Linked DNA regions of Homo sapiens: region 2 is linked to region 1. A link is an interaction called in ENCODE POLR2A ChIA-PET data of the cell type or tissue named here. Cell type or tissue: PC-3. All regions are shown on one strand. Each heading gives the region's core, and the rest is flanking DNA. Links, peaks and the distances in the headings are about the cores only.

Region 1 (10,648 bases), core at 4,444-8,443:
AAAAGGATTTTACTGAGAATTTCAAAGTGCTAAGCACAGTACAAATATGACGTCATGGAAACATCACCACACCCTTATGAAGTCGGTGGTCTCATCTCCGTGTTATAGAGGTGATGTCAATGTCCAAGGTCTCAGAGCTACGAAGTAGTAGACACAGATTTAAACATGTGCTCTGCCCCTAAATCCTATGCCTCCCATAAATCAAGGTTTGCCAGAAAGAGAGACAGGCTCTGAACTCAACAAAATTATGAGGAGGTGATTCCAAGGTTATGTCACCCTCCCTTGTCCAATCAGTGCATGCCTTTGTGAAGAAATCAGATATTCTGGGGGATAAGGGTCAATGCATTCTCCCACAGAGGGCATGAAGCCTTTGGCCACCCACCTGAAGCCCCACCAGTGACACTCTAGATCTCCATAGGCAGGAAGAGGCAGCACTGGGAGGGCAGAAGTCTTTTCACATTGCCACCTGTCATGCTAAGGGCCACCCTAAGATTGGAGTTCAGGCAAACAGGATGGTGGCAGAAAATGGAAAGAAATCTGTTTGGTGATCAAGAAAGCTTCATTTGGTGAAAAACCCAGAACAGAGCAAGATTAAGGAATCAGGAGGCCAGGTGCTGAGGTATAAAGGAATAGACTGGAGGCACAGCAGTGAGAAGTAGGAAAGCACTTGGAGTTACCTCAGGACAGGATCGGCTGAAGAAAAATTAGTCAGTATACTGACTGTTCTCTATTTGCATAGCCACACATCTGGGTAGGTCAGCGCTTCTGTGACTTTAACCCCACTGAGCCAACTCCTTACTGATAAGCCTGCACCCTCTGATGGCTCTGGCTTCTGTGCAATGGAGAGATTTGACGCTATTCATTGAGGGTTTCACTACGTATCTGTGGCCAGTTTTTTATTTTCCTTGCAAATTGTTATTTGTAATATATCTATAACCTGCAAGTATGGGGCATTATCATAAGTGTTCTATTCAAAGAAGCTAGAGGACCACGTGGGCTAATTCAATACCAATATAAATGCCATTTTTTAGTTAACAAAGCATTCTCCAATGTATTAGCTCATTTGAACCTCACGCTAATTCTGTGAAGTAAATATTCTCATTCCCGCTTTACAGATGAGAAAACTGAGGTTGGGGTCTATTAACTATCTGTCCAAAGTCTCAAAGCCAGTGGCAGAGATAGAATTTGAATTTGGGTCTTCTGACAATATGATATTGCCCTAAGGAAAGGAATTCATAAATCAGAGAGAACAATTGTGGGCACTGGCAAAGAGGAATGCATTGGAATGGAGAAGAAGGTCCATATGACAGCTGTAAGATTATTTCAAGGAGAAATGAAGACAAATTGGAATTAAGCTCTCTTTTAATGATACATTTACCAGTGATCTGTCATTGAGAAAGAACTAATACATAGAGTATCAATTTTCAGTAAATATAAATGGCAAATAAGGCATTTAATGAATTGCAAATGACAGTGTTTCTAAGAGTAGTTATCAATCACTAGTAAAGGCCTTCCCATTTATTAATCATATATTTCATTTCAGCAAAGAATCTAACAAAATGGCATAAAGAGAATACAGAGCTGTGCAACACTTGCAGGGAATTAAAAAGAGAAAGAATACAGAGATGGTGCAGATGGTGACTGGGGAAGGTAGGCATGAAAAACAAAACTTCTGCTTTATCCATTTCAAATGTGAAGGGAAGACAAGAGAGAAGGAAAATATTTAGAAATGGGATTTTAAAATAGTCGGGTAACTGATAAAACATTAAGAAAACTACAAATTGTGAGCCGAGATCGCGCCACTGCCCTCCAGCCCGGGCAACAGAGCGAGACTCCATCTCAAAAAAAAAAAAAAAAGAAAAGAAAACTGCAAATTCATCCACTGTAGGGTAGGTTCTTAAGCCAACTAACAACAAAAAAAAAAAGTGAAAAGGAAAGAATCTTGGCCAAAAGTAAAGAGCAGTTCAGAGAAGATAAAAGAGCAAAAATCTGACTGCTCGGAGAGTCACCATGGTTATGGAGAGGGCTCCAGTACACTGAGTTGCCAAATTATCTCGGAGATTGAGCTTATCAATTCACACAGCTTCAGGTATTTAGCCTGGCCAGAGTTTTATTCAAAACAAAGGTTAATTAAAAAAAAAAAATAGAAAGTACTCTCATGCTCCCTTCCCCTACTTCATCCTGCCAACCTATCAAAAAAAAAAAATCAGTAAGTCTCCTTGGCCAACTGAATGATTTTAATATCATTATAAAGTCTTAATAGTTTGTTCTGGATGTGCTAGTAAAGCCACCATGCAAAGGATTTAAGGCAGCGTGAAATTATCAGGAGAATGAAAACCCAGTAGCATCTCCCAAAGCTATTATAGAAGGCATGGTTCAAGAAAGGAATATCCCCAATCACAAAAGAGGAAAAGAGAGTCAGGGCTGCAAAGGAGAGCAAAAAATATCTACAAATGGTTACTGCAACTGGTCAATTAAATTTAGCCTTTCTTCTAGTGTTTAAATTACCAAATCATTTTACACATTTATACAAGGGCAGAAATGTTTGCAACAAACTCTGAAGCAAACCAGATTGTCATTTTTTTCTCAGGGAGCCTAATAATTCAACTCCTCATTCAAATAACATTGCATATTTATGAGGCTGGAGTCTAATTAAATTACATCAGTCATCAATCTGATTTTGCTAAATTTTCTTTTCACATAACTATTAATGGAAATATGTGAACCCCCAAATATGAGCCTTTAAATATTGAGTTATTAGCACTGTGTTTTCTAAAGAAACCCTCTTACAGGTACCCCAAATGTGCTGCACCTTGCACATCCCCTTTCTGCTGCACATCTGTTTTTCTTCCACATTCTTTCTTCTGCCATCCCGTATCCCACCCTACCACTCCCAGAATCCAAATGGCAGAAAAGTGTGAATGAGCACAAACCAATCTTGTTATTACTACCATTTCCTTCTGCTTACTCTCAAAATAAGTTTCATAAGAGAGAATTAGGTCACTTATAAAATTACAAAAAGAGTCCTTCATCCAAAATCATTCACCAAGTGGAAGCTTCAAAAACATTAACTGAGGGCATCATGACAACTCTGGCCTGACCTTGGGCCTTCATCTCCACTGGGTTCAGAATATTGGGTCTAACTTTTAGAATACAGCTTCCTATTTTATCTCAATGGTATGTAAACACTCTATAGCAGAAACTATTTTATTTAACACAGTGAAAATGAAATGAATAATTTCTGTGTAGTGAAAAAGATGTCTCTCAACTAGAGATACTCAACTCTCATAAAACAAGTCACAAAACTGCCTCTGATAGCAACAAATGTATGCAGTCTAGCAGCTAAGAAATAGGTAAGCCAGCATTCTCTTACCAGTTTCACCCCCTCGTACGCATTGCCTAGAAAAACTTACCCTCATCTTCCTTATTTCAAGCCTCAACTGTAGAATAGAATCATTCTATTTTCTTTAGTTTATCATATAGTATGCTACAAAACTCCTCTTGCACCATAACTTATAATCCTCTTAAAATACATAGATTATCTCAAATAGTTATGATTCTGAAGCCCCACTCCTGAGGCTAGAAAATTCTACTCTTGGTTCAGTTCCTCGCATTTTATTTTATTTATTTGTTTATTTATTTATTTATTTATTTATTTATTTATTTATTGAGACAGGGTCTCACTCTGTCGCCCAGGCTGGAGGGCAGTGGTACAATCTTGGCTCACTGCAACCTCCGGCTCCTGGATTCAAGCGATTCTCTTTCCTCAGCCTCCTGAGTAGCTGGAATTACAGGCACATGACACCACGCCTGGCTAATTTTTGTATTTTTAGTAGAGACAGAGTTTTGCCATGTTGGCCAGGCTGGTCTCAAACTCCTGACCCCAGGTGATCCACCTGCCTCTCCCTCCCAAAGTGCTGGGATTATAGGGGTGAGCCACCACACCCGGCCCCTACCATTTTATATTTTATATTCATCTTACACTGGCAGTATAATTTTAAAACTCAAAATTCTCATAAAAACCTGGCTTTAATCTCTCTTTTCAACAATTGAACCATCATATTCCTTTACAGTTGGTTCAAAGGAAATTCTAAAAATTATAAAACTCAAGTGATCATTTTGGGGGAACAAAACAAAGGGGCAATTAGATTAAACAGCATTGAAATAAACTGCAAAATCCAAATGAAATCTCTCAGAGGTTTGTGCAAAATTATTAATAGTTTTGAAACAAGCAGTTAAAACTAAACTGAAGGAGTGTGGGCCCTTCAGGTGTCCAAAGTTATACACCTGCACACATTTTATAAATACACACTCATGCCTCTTTACTGACTTAGTCCTCTCTTTGAGTAAAGCCATTCTTCTTCGGCATAAGTACACACAAATGACTGTGTTTCTCAACAGGGGCTGTTTCTGTGTCCGTCCCACTGATCTCAACTAAACCTCCGGAACCATTAGGAACACAGACCAAATGTACACTCAGGTGCAACTGAACATACCTAGGCTGTCCAACAACAACAAATGAGATTATTTAATGAATTTTCATGTATATGGAAGTCTGTGACTGATAGCATTGATTAAAACCAACCAAGCATAAGGGCTACTGGCGTTCAACATCTAAACTTCCTAAAATATAGCCCGATCCCACCCTAAAACCTAATATCCTGCTTTTTAACATTTCTGAGTAGACAGATGTATTTTTTTTTTCTGGTTTCCCTGCACACCTTCTGTAGAATTCCCATTGCTTCCTTTGCATGGGAAGGTTGGCAGAAACATTTATGTCTGGAATTCTAGAAAACCAAAAGACAAAAGTGGCTAGCAATAGTAAAGTCCTCCCTCATAAAACAGCTGCTGATTCTGGGGTTTTTTTCTATTGTTTACCTTGTTGTTTAATCTGAAGAAACATTATTGTCTCCTTAGAAATGGCCACCAGATCAAAATGGTCAAAAAGATATCAGAGCTTCTGGATTCTCCACAAACATCCACTCTCTTTGATGAAGTTTCCCCACCAATGGTCTTTCACAATTGAAAATCTCTCATCTATTGCGGCTACAAAGGCCAGAAATCATAGGCAGAAAGCAAGATCATTATCTAGTTTAAAGACAACCCTATGCCTGTAAAAACTGAAAGGAAGCCCTATATGAAAATATATATAATGCTGGAAGTAGCCCCCAATTGTAGCATTTGGAAATAGCCCTGCTATCTCCCTATTGTTTAATCAAAATGACCTCCTGCTTCCCAGTTTCTCATGTCTGGGACTCACATTGCTCTCCACTACCTGAGTCCCATCCCCAAAGACTCTGATTTAATTGGATTGGGGTTAGTATTTTTAAGCATTCCAAGTGATTCTATGCAGCCATATTTGAAAGTCACTGTCTCTTCTCTTAACTTGTCCACTGCTCTTTCCCTAAAAGTAAAAAAAGAATGATGGCTTCCAGCTTCATCCATGTCCCTACAAAGGACATGAACTCATCCTTTTTTATGGCTGCATAGTATTCCATGGTGTATATGTACCACATTTTCTTAATCCAGTCTATCACTGATGGACATTTGGGTTGGTTCCAAGTCTTTGCTATTGTGAATAGTGCCGCAATAAACATACGTGTGCATGTGCCAAACACCGCATGTTCTCACTCATAGGTGTGAATTGAACAATGAGAACACTTGGACACAGGAAGGGGAACATCACACACCGGGGCCTGTCATGGGGTGGGGGGAGGGGGAGGGGGAGGGATAGCATTAGGAGACATACCTAATGTAAATGACGAGTTAAAGGGTGCAGCACACCAACATGGCCGATGTATACATATGTAACAAAACTGCACGTTGTGCACAGGTACCCTAGAACTTAAAGTATAATAAATAAATAAATAATAAAAAATTAAAAAAGAACTAGATCTGAGAGCTCATTAGGCTTTCCTTATCTAAATTCTACAGGTTATTCAATTAAGTAGCTAGTGAAATACTTTGTTGCAGGCCCAAGTCATTTGGATATTAAAACAAAATTGAGGATAAGTGAACGAGACTTGGTCTCAAGTATTGTACAAAAAAAAAAAATTAGAAAGTTGTAGCTAGCTTTCCTTGCCCTAAAAATATGCTGGTGAGCTTGGGCATATTTACTGTCACAATACATTGTTTAGGAAATGAAAATCTGAATCTAGCACCATCTATTCACTGGTAAATGATAAGGTATAATTAGCTTGTGATGTCAGGCAATGAAGTAATGACGTATCCCTAAGTCATTCATTCAACCAAGACATTTGGATCTCCCTAAACAAAACTAAAATCATAACGTAATAGAAAATCACAATGCAGATAACTTGAGGAAGAAAATGAAAGATGAAGGGATGACCAGCCCCTGTCATAAAAAGAAGCTTTCTCATTTTAAATTGCAGCAAAATTCCTCTTTACTAAGAGTTGTATGAAATCATTTCTTTAAGTTAAAGTGTCTTTTTTCCAAAATCTTATTACGTTTTATGAGCTTTGGAATGCCCAGGCAATGTAGTGTTCTACTTTTATTTCTGGATTTAAAAAAATAAGGCAGTGGAGCATTCATTCAGATTAAGTTCTTCGACTTTATTGTAAAGCAGATCAAGGTTTGGATCCTGGCTCTGTACTTAAAGCTGAGAGGCCTGGAGCAAAGAACAAACATGTCTCCAGAGCGCTCATCTCTAAGCTAAGACAATAATATCATCCACCTCATAGAGATGTGAGGATTAACTGCAGTGACGCATGAACACTCAACAACCTTGACTGGCGTTATTACTTATTGTTGCTGTTATAAATTATCTCCATTTTACAGATGATGACATTCAGGCACAGAGAAGTAAATAGCTGGCCAATGCCCACACAGCTAGGTAGTGATAGAACCAAGCCATCTAATTTAAAATATGCTTTGAAAAATGTTAACTAGAGTAATGCCCTCATGGAACAACCTGTAAACATCCACACCAAAAAAAAATATGCATCTGGAACAAATATTGTGCTCTAAGGGATTAAAACTGAAAAACCTAAATAATGTGGTTCCAGAGTCTACATTCTTAATACCCTCTTAGCATTTTTAATATTCTATAATTTCTAGAGTTTCTAATAAGAAATTCTGTGTGTGTTAAGTTTACACAGCTTTTTGCAGCTGATAAAAGCTTATACATATGTCATCTTATGTTAGCATTGCTGGTCTGGAAGAAGCCAAACAGAGGTAGTTATTGTTCCTCTCTTACGCTTGAGGACACTGAGGCTCAGAGGGTTAATGCCCTGCAGAAGGATACCATACTGATGAGTAGCAAACTTGAGACTCAAACCCCTACATCCTGACGTCCCAGCCAGCATTATCCGCCAGAAAACATGTTTACGGTACCCAAAATATACTGAAGTTTTGAGATGATCACGCCTAAGAAAAAAAACAAGTCCCTATCTTCAAGGCAGGGAGGGCTCAAAACACCACAGAGAGCATTTTCCTCTTAGGAAAGTTATTAGTAATTAACAAGCTTCATAATGACATGTTATGACATGGTTAGGTAAATTACTCCAGAAGCAGTAGAAGGAAACAAATGTCACATTCTACAAGTCCTGGCCAATGCCAAGGATTCACTTGGAAGGTTAACTAAGATGGAGCTCATTATGCTGTATTAGGTATCAGAGTATTTTGTCTTCTTGAAGATAAAACCTTGGTGACTGATATTACCATAACTTGAGGGCAGGAAGAGAGATCTGATATACAGACCATGAGGCACTTTGAAAACCCTAGACATATAATGCTCTTTACCTTGACATTTCCCATCCTCTAATGATCCATCTACCCAGTATTTTTAGGTCAAAAAAATATATATGATACAATGCTGCTTCATGGGTCAAACCACGGTCTCTGCTGGTATTTTAATACTGCATCATTATCAACAGAATACGTAAATCACTCGCATCTTAAGCATTTAGGCAAATGGGGAATTTTGCTTAGAATTTCAGACTGTGCCCAAAAGTAAAGATGTTCAATGCACTGATTTCTGTGCCAAGCCTAGTGGCTGGAACATTGGCTTGGATGCATACACATAGCTCAGCAAGATGGTTGGCAAAGACAGTTGGAAGAGAAGGCAGCGCTTTTTATTCTTATTTCTGTTTCATGAACAAGAAAATCACATGCCAGCCTGAAAGACAAGCCACTTCTGTGAGTTTATGTCAATTTGGGGGTAGCACTATCTTCTACTGGATAAAAATTGAACCTAGCAGAAAGACACACCTTTGGAAACCATGGAGACTTCAGTTTGGGCATTTTAATCAGATCTTTGCTCTCAGACAGTGGTGCTCTTGTAAGTGGCAAGAAGCTGGAGGAATGAGATCCTTTAAAGAGAACTTGTTCTTGAACTGTGATGGGAAAGTTTGCTCTAACTGCACAAAGGATAAAATACGCAAAAACTGTGAGCATGGAAGGAGTAATTTGCCCATCTGCAGACCCAAGGCTTGTATTTCTATAAAGTGTTTATGGGCTATGTAAATACATCCTACATCTTACTCAGTTATTGCAATCAGCATTTCCCTAACAACAGACAAATGTGATAGGCAGACTTTCCAGGAAAACATCAGGCTGACACAGTGGCTCACTCCTGTAATCCCAGCACTTTGGGAGGCTGAGGCTTGCAGATCATTTGAGCGCACAAGTTCGAGACCAGCCTGGGCACCATGGTGAAACCCTGTCTCAGCTACTCCAGAGGCTGAGGCAAGAGAATCGCTTGAACCCAGGAGGCGGAGGTTGCAGTGAGCCAAGATCACGCCATTGCACTCCAGCCTGGGCGGCAAGAGCGAAACTCCATCTCAAAAAAAAAAAAAAAAAAAATAGGAAAACAAAATATCTGGAGAAGAGACAGGCTTAGGATTCAGTATTCCAAGCTCACAAAACCAGTTTGTAGTCATGGATATCTTTGTCCCTGTTAATAAATCATTTTCAGGGGTATATGTATGTCTGTCAAATGTCGGTGTTCAATATTTTCAGGAAATTGAGTGTTTATAGGATTTAATTCATCATGCCTTACATATGCTAGGTACTTGATAACTATTCATTAATTCAATTTGATTGATCTAACTTAAAATATACTTTGAAAAATGTTAATAGAGTAATGCCCTCATGGAACAACCAGTAAACATCCACACCAAAAAAGTACGCATTTGAAACAAATATTGTGCTCTAAGGAATTAAAATTGCAAAGTAAATTAATCCCTTAAAGATTTATATGAATAATTTTAATTCCTTGAATGGTACCTTTTCAAATCCAATCTAAAATGTCCAATATGTTTGCAATCTGATATAATCCAATGAGTTTTAATAAGCAAAATAGTTCTTGCCAGTAGAACCAAAACCCAGTTATTCCATTTTTGTAACCTTCTGTGTAAAGGAATGGGCTGAACTAATTTTTTCTGAATTTTTTATATTTAATCAACAACATCATTGCCAAAGAAAACCACTTTTCAGAAGTCTCTCTATCCTGGTTTATAACTTATAATCAAAAACTGGAATTTTGCATCTGATGGGCTTTAGTGTGTAACACTATACTGTCATATTTTTTATGCTATAGTTAAAAGTAAAAGATAGTTTCCATTATAAAAATTTTCCCATAGTCTGATTACCCAGTGAAAAACATTTTTCTATAAAAATGGTCTTCATAATTCATAAGCTAGAAATTATTGTGGGTAATTTTTTAAAGAACATCAAAAAAGTTTTGGTGGGTCTAGTAGCATCAGTTGGCTTTAGGTACATGTACAGGATAAGGCAGTATGATAATAATGTCCCACACAAACAAGGAAATCACTTAACAACAACAAAAAAGCCTTGAGGCCTGAAACTCTGACAACTTACTTATCCTTACCCAGTTTGGGCTACATGGATTGATTTCAGCTACAGCCTGTTCCAAGCAGCAGGAAGAAATAGAAATGGGGCATAATATAAGACCTGGAATAATCCTGTAAGCTTGAAATAGCACAGATATATCACAGTGGATTTTAGAAAGATATACCTTAGCTCTGGTTTTAGACCCTTGATCCTCCAGAAGCCAAAGATGCTTGGAAATCTGATCTGCCCTGACAGTGAAGCAACCCTCTATGACCTTCCCAAAACCCTGCTGTGACCGTGTCTCAGAGGCCAGCACACTTCACCCTGAACTGTGAGCTTCCTTTAATTGCAGACTTTACTTTCATATTCCTTTGGGTCCTGGTTTGGGGAACTTCTCTGTCTGTTTTGTTCTGAAAACTGGACACTACCCAAATGTCATCCACAGGGAATTGGTTCAATGAAATGTGTTAGATCTAAACAATAGAGGATCTTCTGCCTTTAAAAAGAATGGTTTAGATTGATACATACAGACAAAAATCCAAGGTATATTAAGTTTAAAAAAAGAAAAAGCCCTTTATTTCTTTCTCTTGTCTGATTGCTCTGACTAGGACTTCCAGTACTGTGTTGAAGAGGAGTGGTGAGAGTGGGCATCATTGTCTTGTTCCAGTTTGCAGACGGAATGCTTTCAACTTTTCCCCACTCAGTGTTATGTTGGCCATGGGTTTGTCACAATAAAATAATGCTTTTAGTACATTGAGGTATGTCCCTTAAATGCCAATTTTGCTGAAAGTTTTAATCCTAAAGGGATGCTGGATTTTGTCAAATGCCTTTTCT
Region 2 (10,648 bases), core at 3,440-7,439, 110 kb before region 1:
AATTTGAAAAGTCCTAAGCCAGGTGCTAGCTGGGCCTGATTTTCATGACTTTTCTTTGTTCGTTTGTTTTAGTAACTGAGTGCTAACCTCACCCCTTAGAATAAAGACCCAGCATGCCCAAAGCAAGTAAATAGATTCCCTGCTTTGTACTGGTCCAGCACCCAAGTTCCTCTGGGACTGGGCCTGCCTTCTCTTCATCTTCTTCCATGCAACCATTTGGAGGATATTGCCCCATGTCAGACACTGTGTTGGGCACTGGAGAGAAGAATTAGAATAAATAGGACACAGTCTCTGCTCTCAAATAACTCAAAGTAGAAAAAAGGACATACATATTTTAAGTACAGTACAATATGATAGGGGTTATAGCAGAGGCAGAAACAAATTGGTATGAAGAACAAACATGGGGATTGCTAACTCTGCTGGGGAAGAACCTAGAAAATTTCACAAAACAGGTGACATCCAAGGTAGCACTTAAGGCTATTCAAGTGGTAGAAAAAGCAGGGAGTACAGAAAGAAAGGCAAGGAGGGCTTTCTAAGAAGGGAGCACAGCACATAAGGCTGAGCAGAGGTTCCCAGTTGATGTTTACATGAATCACTTGGGGGTACTTCTTAAATTGCAAATTCCTGGGTGTTACTCACAGATTCTCTTTCTTTTGGTCTAACTCAAGGACCTGGAGTGTGCATCTTTAACAAGGAGGTAGATCTCAGGTTACACTTTAAAAAGCAACTGGCCAGGGTCATGAAAGCGCATTATGTGTTTGAGGGATGCAAAGCAATTTAGTATAAGTGGAGCATAGATTTGAGGGGTGAGAGGTGAACTGACAGAGCTGGTCAACCAGGTCCAAGAGGAATTATGGAGTCTCCCAGCCACCTATGAAGCCCTAAAAATGAGATTCCAGGAAGCTTCAGAGCCACCCTCAGAGCTGCACCAGGGCTTGGATCTAGTCTCTATAGCTGCAACCACTTGGGTGTCTGCCGCACTGGGGTGTCAGCAGGGTAGAGAGAGAGAGGAGGAGCGTAGACAGCCTAATGTTTCAATCCCAGTTCTGCTACTTACTGACTATAGACTTGGCAATTGATTAACCATCTTGGGCCTCAGTTCTTCCTCTGTGATGAGAATAATAACTCCAAAATGCCAAGGTCAGTCTAAAGGTTAAATGGTATAATGTCCATGTAATACCTATCTCAGTACTTTACTCATAGTAATAGTTTTAATAGTAAAAATATTACCTACCATTTATTGAAAATTCAGATAAGCAGCAAAAAAAAAAAATGATTTCAAATAGAGGGAGTCATGTTTTGCCTGCACGACAAAGATGTAGAATTTCGCCATGACTGAGCCTCTCCTGCAGGTTACCACACCTAAATGTCACCTAGCTGTCAGCACTTCAGATAGACAGACCCTTTGCCTATTTTCTAGTGTGGGTCCCATCCCTGATCATTAGCCTTTGTCTAGAGTTTAGAGCTCCCTGGTCTGACATACCTTCCCACCATCATCACCTGCAAACCTGACAGCTCTTCACCAGTTCTATATTTCCTGATCATACACAATACCAAACTATCTCAGTGCCATTATGACTTATAAGGGTTGGCACTGTTCCTGAATACAATTAATTTATCTGCCAAAGACACACTTAACTGTTTCATGAGGCTCCTGATCTCTCTAGCATAAACAAACCAATGCAGAGGAAGAGAAGCCCTGATACTGAGGATGGTGAATAACTTTATCCTGAATCCTTGTCTCCTCATTATATTAACAGTAACAAAACTCTAAATTTAAAGGATACTCTGGAGTTTCAAGATATCTTTTTCCACTGTCTCTCATATGACCCTCTCCATAACCTCATCAGAGAGGCAAGACATTTTTCCCCATTTTACACATGGAAAAATATTGAACCTCAGCGAAATTAAATGACTTAGTCACATGGCCATCAAACTACAAAGACCTGAACCCAGGCCTCCTAACTCCTGGTACAAGTGCGCTCCAATATTCTACATCTGCCACCTCTCATTTTCTGCTAAAATTGACCTTCAGCAGGAGAGTTAATGACTACTCATGGGTCCAAACCCTTCCACACAAATGGTTACAAGTCTTAAATCACATGAAAATAAAGCCTGTATAGCAGTAAAGCCTAAAAATAGCTTTATTAATCTACTTCTGAAGAAGGGATTAATTCTAAAAACATTACAGAACCAACTGGATTCCCTTTTGTACCAATTGGGAGCAGATTTGGAGCCACAGCTGGTCATCATGGTATAGGAGAAATAACAAGTTTTAGATCAAAAGGATCTGGGTTCACAATCCTGACTTAGCCACTCCGCTGGATGCATCATCTTGGGCAAGTTCCTAAAGTTTTGAGTCCAATTTTTTAATCCTTAAAGTGGTTTGATCACTTCTAAGCTCAAGTGTGATTATACAACAATAAACATCACAAGCCTAGCTTGGAAATCACATAGAGGCCCTTAGCAATTGTTATCCCACTTTCCCTAGACCAGTGTTACCAAACTTTAACATGCATGAGAGCTCGTTAAAACAGTTTGGTGAGCTGCCCCATGCTCAGAGTTTCTGATTCAGTGTGTCTGGGGTGGAACCTGAGAATCTGCACTTCTAACAAGTTCACTTGGGTAAGGCTGATGCTGATGCTGCTGGCCCAGGGATCACGCTTTGAGAACCACCACTCTCAAGCCAGACAAAGGTGTCATGCAGACATTGAAATAGAAATCACTGGCTAGAAATCTCTAACCTAGAATGGTGATGCTAAGCTACTGGGTGTCAATTGCTAACAAGCAATACCAGCTAGGAAAATAGAAGAGCAAAGACCCATAATCCTGACTCCTTCATGGACTTATCAGGGTCAGAGGATTCCATGCTAGATGAGCACTTTGTCTAAGACCCCTTATAATTAAGACGTTCAGAATTTCCGACTGAAGGACCTCCCAACTCCACTTCTGGGAACATGCTGCCTTATAAATAGCCTCTGAAAATCCCTGGGAGCACCTAGACCACTGCTTCTGTGAAATCCAGCATGAATCTAATTGAAGCTGCTTAATCGAACACCAAGTTGCCCTCAGTGTGATTTTTACATCGCTGGCTCCTCAGTTGCTTCCCCACCCGGCCCTACCCCACATGCACACACAAATATACTGAATCTGAGAGTCCTTCAGGAGTGCAATTAGGACAGTCATTTAAGAGATGCACCAGCAATACCTCATTTTTACACATAGACATTTTTCTGAAAGAGAATCATGGATTTTGCTTCTTAAAGGGAATAACAACAACAAAACCCCAGAAAATACGTTAACCCTATTTTATGAAGGTGGTATAGACAGTATATCCTCTTTTGTTTCTAGATATGAAGAATACATAAAAATGTGATGAACAGGCACTGGCATATATATCACCCTATTCTTGTGAAGAAATTTGTAATATATCTCTATTTTGCTGCAGCCGATGCCACTGAGTCATCAATTTCCACTGTATTATCCAATGTTCTGCTTGGTTGGAATATTAAGCAGCCATCAGATTTTGAACTTCACGTTTCCTCACATTTGGCCCTTCACTGATCAAGCTTTGTTTCTCTGTGATTATAGATATATATCAGACCCCGGAATCAACTTTCTTTGTTTTATCAAGACCTGGTGTGTAGTAATTCTGATTTATCATTTTTACAACAGTCTCTTCCCTGCGGGCTCCAGGTCGTGATGGTGGCATTGCTACGATTTATGGTGGGGACTGTTGACGGAAAATGTATGGTCTTTTTGATTTTCCTTCTTTCCAACACCTGGTTCTTATTTTCCCAACTCTAGCTTCTGCCATTTTAAGCATTATTTACCATTCGCTGAAATGCATGGGTCTATTTGGAGGGGGACGTGTAAGGTAAAGGATGAATTTTCACAGTTGGCTATGATTTTTTCCTCTTATCAATGACCCAGTGCTGATTTTTTTTTTTTTTTATTTCCTTATGTCGTTGGGGGCCTGGAGTTCATATTCATTTCTCACTTGCTTCTTCTTATCTGACACGACTTATTAGTTCTCTGAGAAGGAAAAAGAAAATGCAGGCTGGGTTAAGTTCCTCACAGAGGTTTTTGAATTCTGCCTGTGATTCACGCTGTAGGTGGTCACCTCCCTTTCCAACCTGGATAGGTTATTTATTACTTACTGAAGGCTCCTCTCTCTCCAAGTCCCAGAGCAAGGCTAATTTTCTTTAGAGTCTAAGAAGTTATTTCAGAATAACTTGGCAAAAGGAAGAGTTTTTAAAGCCTGATAGTAATCCATTTTATTTACCAATATTGAAGAAAATTGTAAAAGATGGGGATGAAATAAGTAAAGTTGCTCACACCTGAGAAATGTTTGATTTTTGAAGACTAACGTTTAGGTTTCCCTGCCAATGCAAATCAAAAACCAATCAAAGCTGTTTTTCTACCAGAGATACCTAGAGTGCTTCCACTGTTTTTTTGCCTCCTCTCCTGCACCCAGCAGATGCACTATGAATTTCTTATAAAAATTGATTTGTATTTCCTCTTTTAACCAAGGTTTCTTTTGTTAATCTGTATACTTTTCCAAGAGGCCACGTAGTTTGTGGTAGAATTCAAATAGGAAAAATACTTAACATCCCCTCCATCTGTCCTTCTACTCATTCCTAAAAATAGAAGTCAACTTTTCAGACTAAGATTTTTAAATAAAAAATTTGGGAAATTGGTCAATTACATATGCTCTGGTAGAGATAGCTAATAACCCCCTGGATAAAGCACCCAGACATACTGATTTTCCCAGGACAGTTCCTGTTTACGCTTAGTATCCCAGTGTAATCAGTGGTAGTGGCATCTTTCACTGTCATAAGTGTGTCATTTTGGATAAAAATTATGTGGTCATACTGTCCTGTATCCACTCCCCCCATTCTTCCTTTTATTAAAAAAAAACCCTACTGACTTTTATTTGACAGGACACTTGGCTACCCATGTAGAAACTGCATTTCCAGTTTTTCCTGCAGTCTGGTATGGCCAATTATTTACATAATGAGCAAACTCGTAGTGCTTACTATTTGCCAACCACTGTCTTAGGTCCTCTACCAACTAACACATGCAATCCTCATCCCATGAGCAAGGTGCTATTCTCCCCATCCCTATTTTACAGAGGAGGAAACTGAGGAACAAAAAGGCTAGACCACTTGTACAAGTGGGATGTGCTGGGATGAGCTGGGATGTGAACCCCAATGGTCTGACTCCAGAATCTGTGCTCTGAACCTGCTACCTCGGAGTGTGACCAAGTTTCAGCTGTGAGAGGAAGTTGCATGGGCAACCTCTCCATTTAGTCCCGAAAGGGAAATGTCGTTGTCCCCAGTTCTTTCCTTTCTCTTTCACTCAAGGAGGAACAGGGACTTGGTGCTGGTGAACGCAGAAACAACTCTCCAGGAGCTGGAGAAGCCACAGACAGAGGGATCTGAAACCTGGGCCAACTTTCCCTGAACTGCCTACCTCCCTCTATCTAAGCCGCTGCCAGCCTGTACCTTAACTAATATGCATCCACATCCCCACCTCACCAAGTCCCACTTGATGCGAAAGCCTAGGCACCCATTGGAGTCAGGCAATGGGAAGATATATGTGAATATTCTATTCCAGTATCAAAATCAATCCTCTTGACCAGAAACAGACATTCCATCCCATTGGCCCCAAGAGTCCTATTCATTCTAATAGTTGCTCCCATACCATTTTTGAGGGATATTTCACCCTAGTTCTATATTTAATTCTAGATACATAGAAAAAAAATCCATGAAAGGCAAACATGAAAGAAAATATAGGTAGAGACATGCAGCCTCAGCCCTTACTTTCAAATGTCTAGGTGCCACCTGGGCCTCTTCCCCATCCTAAAGTCGTTCCAGAGCAAAGCACTCAACACAAAGGCCTTCCTTTACCACTGTATGAAACAGAACTCTCTACCCTAGCCTTGTGGCATCCCCTTTTCTCTCTCCCCTCCTTCATTTTTCTCAGCAGCACTAACCACCACCTGATATATGTTAACTTCTTCCTTTATTTATAGCCTATCCCATCTGGATTATAATCTCACTGGAGAAGGAACTGTGTCTGCTTTGGTCACTGCTTTATCCCCAGCTCCTAACTGAGCCTGATATGTCGTAGGCACTCAATAAATATTGATTGAGCAAATGAATGGAGAATAAGCAGACTGTCAACAGCTGTAACTATGTGACTTTTGGGTTACTTAACCTCTCTGGGTCCCATGATAACAGTGTCTAATAGGGTTGTTGTGAGAATTAAAAGAGATCATATATGTCAAATATAGAAACTACCTTCCAGTACATGGAAGGCCCAATATCATGTTAAGAATAACAACTAATACAGTGCTCACTCTGTTCAGACTGTGCTATGCACTACTGTTTCATTTAATAACAGCCCATGTGTTTAGAATCACCCACCTTCTGGTACCATAACAGGAGTCCTGGTTCAGCCACCACTGAACCTTGTTCTGTGCCTTGCCTTGTTCTGTCCTCTTTCTGGGATTTCCTGAGACAAACCAGACAGCAATTTCCAGAGGTAGGACAAACCCCAACCTTCTTTAGTGAAACCCAGGTCAGGAGTTGCTAGAACTGGTCTTGCCTTTGATAAACACAGCAAAATAGTATTATTTTAGGATTAGGACCATATCTGGTGTAAAAGTTAGTGGATTTGGAGCTCTGTTTGTTAAATGTCTCTCCTTTTTTTTTTTTTTTTTTTTGGTATTCCTTTAAGATCAGCATTGGCATCTTCCCACTAATAACCTGGGGTATAGTCAACTTATTCTTTCTTTCTGGACGTTAATTCAGCAGACCCTGAATAGTACAAGCAGACCCTGAGACTGAATCCTATAATCTGGAACAAAGCTACTATGTCTGACACCTAGCTAGGTCATAAGACCTCTTTCCAAAAAAAAAAGAAAAAGAAAAAAATTAGTGGAGCTAGAGTTCTGAGGATAGCAGATGTTTAAAAAACAAAGTAGCAGGACAACTTCCAAAGGGGAAAATCCACACTCAAGCTCTGTGATATCTAACTGGCCACTTGCAATGGATAGGGTCTCCTTGCCCAACCTCATGCTTCAAGACCTCAGCTCCTTTTAATTTTAACACTTACCAAACTAGAAATGATCTAGAGGATAATGACAATAAATAGTAGCAGCAGGCACAAATTTGAGTGACTACCTTATACAGGAACTATGTGCCTGTAATTGATTTTTCTAACATTATTTTTCAATCTCACAATCCTAAAAGTAAGCTACTATTATTTTTGTTGTTCTTATTCCTATTTTATAGATGGGGAAACTGCAGCTCTGAGAAGTTGTTGCTAGCACCCAAGGCCCCACAACTACTGAGGGGCAAAATGAAAATTCTAATCCAGATCTTTGTAATTCCCATGCCTACACCCTCTCCACTGGATCTTCCAACATTTAGCCCCTTATAATTCCTATGGGCAGGACATTTCACACATATATTTCTGGACACTTCAATACTAAAATGTGAAAGAACTGTTCAAACTTTACCCAACAAGAAGAATTATTTCCCCATGGGACAGCCTCTGGAATGACTGTATGATTCCATTACTCATCCCACAAATGTACCTGCAGTTATAGTTTCATTCTGTGGAATGCTGGGGAACCCTGCCTGTATCTCTAGCATAGCCATTAGTATTAGAAATGTCTTACTAGTAAGCTCCTCTTTGTATTTTACCATGTATTGGGTGGCTATTTCAGAATGGGTCAAAAGCAAACAACTTTACCTTATTTCCCTGAACCTCAACGTACACATCCTCTGATTATACACCGGCCCAGATAAATGAAATCAGAGACATAAAAGTAGATTCATCCTGAAACTCCCTAATCTCATAAGTAGTTTTTGTTGACAAAAGTTTTTGTTAGTGAGGTTCCCCCTCAAAACCTGCCAATGTTATAATTGACAGGCTAAAGTTAGTGTATTCCAGGTCTGGACAATTTTAACGGTCATCCCCTTAGCCCTGGTTTAATATACAGTGCTGGAAAACAGGCCAGAAAGTGAGTATCTTAGATATACTGATATAGTACATGCAGCAGAACATTTAAAAAAAAAAAAAAACTTACCCAAGGAATTCAAATCCTATCACAAATGCCTTTTTCTTTTACTTTAAAAACAAAGTAAAAAAATAAAACTTGAGTACAAAGGTGGCCAGGCTTGGCTGACAGGGTTGATAATACTGGGATTTAACAACATGGTTGTTCACAACCTATAAACCTACTTCTATTAGTTTTATAATTATAAAACGATTACCCCCAAACTCTATAGAAGTATAACCTGTTGGAGGCTCTGGCTTCACATTTGCATTATCTGAGGGGATTTTTTAAAAAAATAATGATACCTGGGGTCCTACCCTTAGAAATTCTGACATAATTTGTCTGAGATGGGGTCTAGGCATCAGTGCTGGTTAAAAGCACCCCAGTTGATTCTAATGTGCAGCCAGTGCTGGAAGCCATTATTCTTGGCAACTCTCTATTGAGATTCAGCCACTTCTCTGTCCCCATCACATAGCTGTAACTTGCCTCCAGTCAAATAAAACTTCAGATAAAATCTCTTACTGCCGAATTTCTTTCTCTTTTATTCTAACTGGTGTGTTCAATTTTTGCCTAATTATTCACCTACTTTCTTCGGATTGGGCCCAAGGTATACTTTTTTTGTGACAACCCAAAATTCTCTCCACACTATGACAACACTAATTCATTGGATAATCCCTTAAAATATCACACCCACTTTTATTGTTCATAAATGGCAGGTTAGAGGGACATAGATTCACTTCTGACTGATGACTAAGTGAAAGCAAGTGACTACAAATTCCCTATCCTCAGTTTGCAAAACAGAGACTGTAATATTTAATATTTTTGAAATCTCAAAAAAACTATAGTACAACACAATCTGAATTCAAATCACAGTCTTCTGTCAACTGAATTCGAATCACAATCTGCTGTGTGACATTTAGCAAATCATGATCCCTCTCAGAGCCTATGCTTACTCAGCTACAAAGCAATGGATTTCTTCCTCCCAGAGTAGATGTTGAGGCTAGGATTCTCTTGTAATGTTGAAGAAGTTCTGTATCTAAAGTCAGGAGTAACTAACTACTGGTGAGTGCAGTGACATTAATCAGTTGGTGGTGCTTGAAACTATATTCTCTTGCCACCCACCAAAAGAGCCCTATTCAAATTTTGTTCAAAGCAAGAGAAGAATAGAGTTCTTACATTTCATAATCAGGGAAAAGTACCTTCACTCCTCCTTTGAAAGTCCTATATATGTACTTATAACACAGAGAAGACTCAAGTCCTGTAAATTAGACATTTATTTCAGAATTTGCATTTTCACTGAAATAAATATTTTATAGATTCCAAAAAAAAAAAAGAAATAGAGGGCACCTGAAACAACCTCTTCATTTATTCTTCTATATACATATGAAACTAGACTATCCAGGAAAATATAGAATAGCTCGTTGTTCTTTAAATATATTAGCAGATGGGTTTTAGCAACTTCACTTGATCTAAGGCTTCCATGGTGGATTTGTTGAGTAATCTTCACTCAAATCAACCCAAATTCTGATTGTGCTAGTTTCCTCTCAGAGGCCTATGATTCATTTGCCTGTGTATCCTCAAAAGATTTTATTAATACTAAAGAGCCCTGATTCCTTTAGGCCTTCCCCATAGGACCTCAACTTCTAAAATTTCCTTTGAACCTCCACCAAGCTCCACAAATTTCCTACCTCTGCCTTATGTTTTAGAGTCTCTTCTGAGCTCCAGGACAACTGCTTCTAAGACATCTCCTCCTGGACATCAAACTCAACATGTTCCTGCCATGCTATCCTCTTCCAGTGTCTGTCTATGTTCATAAATGTCACCACCACCCACTCATCTCCACAGTCAAATGTTCACCAAGAACTTTGTACCCTAAATATGTTGTGAATTCTTCCACTTCTTTCCATTTCCACTATCCCCAGTGCAAAGACTATTCTCTTTGGATACTATAACAGCTCCCAGCTGATCCCTCAAGATCCATGCTCTGCCCAGTAGCCAGAGTAATCTTTTAAAAACGTATATCAGACCACAGCACTTTCCTATATAAAACCCATCAGTGACTCCTCAGGGTCCTCATAATAAAGATCCATGTACTTAACAGGGCCTTCAAGATCCTGTGTGACAAAACCCCCTACCCTCTACAGTCAAATCAATAATCACAAGTATGCAACTATAGCTACATTAAGTGCTATGAAGAAAAATGAAGAGCTACAAGAGTGTAAAAAGAAGGACTCTGAAACTGCCTTCCTATTTTCCTCTGGTGGAGCTCTTTTTGCTTCATGGCTGAATCCTCCTCTGTTTGTCCCATAAATGTCTGCATGCCAGACTTCCGTCCTTATCACACTGCTCTTCTCATGTACGCTCTCTCTTCCTGTGCCAAGGACTCCCACATCTGAATCTTCAGGCCTCATTTTCCAGCTGCCTCTTGGATATCTCCCAGATGTTCTGTAGGCACCTAAAAGGGTGCATTCCCAACCAGATTAAATGTCTTTCTCCAATTCCTCTTCTGCTGTTACCTCTCACCATTCACCTGAACTAGAAAATAAACACCCCTGAGATTTTTTTCTCCCTTTCCCT

The links. Peaks named below come from ENCODE experiments on the same cell type or tissue, not always from the same donor. Only the 100,000 strongest peaks of a DNase experiment are listed, where the experiment ranks them.
Region 2: POLR2A ChIA-PET joins it to region 1 with 5 read pairs; 2 of 35 experiments call an interaction of 5 or more read pairs at or near these places.

Annotation. Positions count from the first base shown.
Region 1 is chr3:169,640,606-169,651,253 of GRCh38, forward strand. The region is part of intron 1 of MECOM (MDS1 and EVI1 complex locus); the gene reads right to left. Among named protein-coding and RNA genes, the nearest start is that of MECOM, 18 kb to the right of the region's middle. In PC-3, for the core only: no CTCF peak of the experiment used is centred there; no DNase peak of the experiment used is centred there.
Region 2 is chr3:169,529,638-169,540,285 of GRCh38, forward strand. All of the region lies in intron 1 of MECOM (MDS1 and EVI1 complex locus), which reads right to left. Among named protein-coding and RNA genes, the nearest start is that of MECOM-AS1, 87 kb to the left of the region's middle. In PC-3, for the core only: no CTCF peak of the experiment used is centred there; a DNase peak (open chromatin) is centred at 4,994.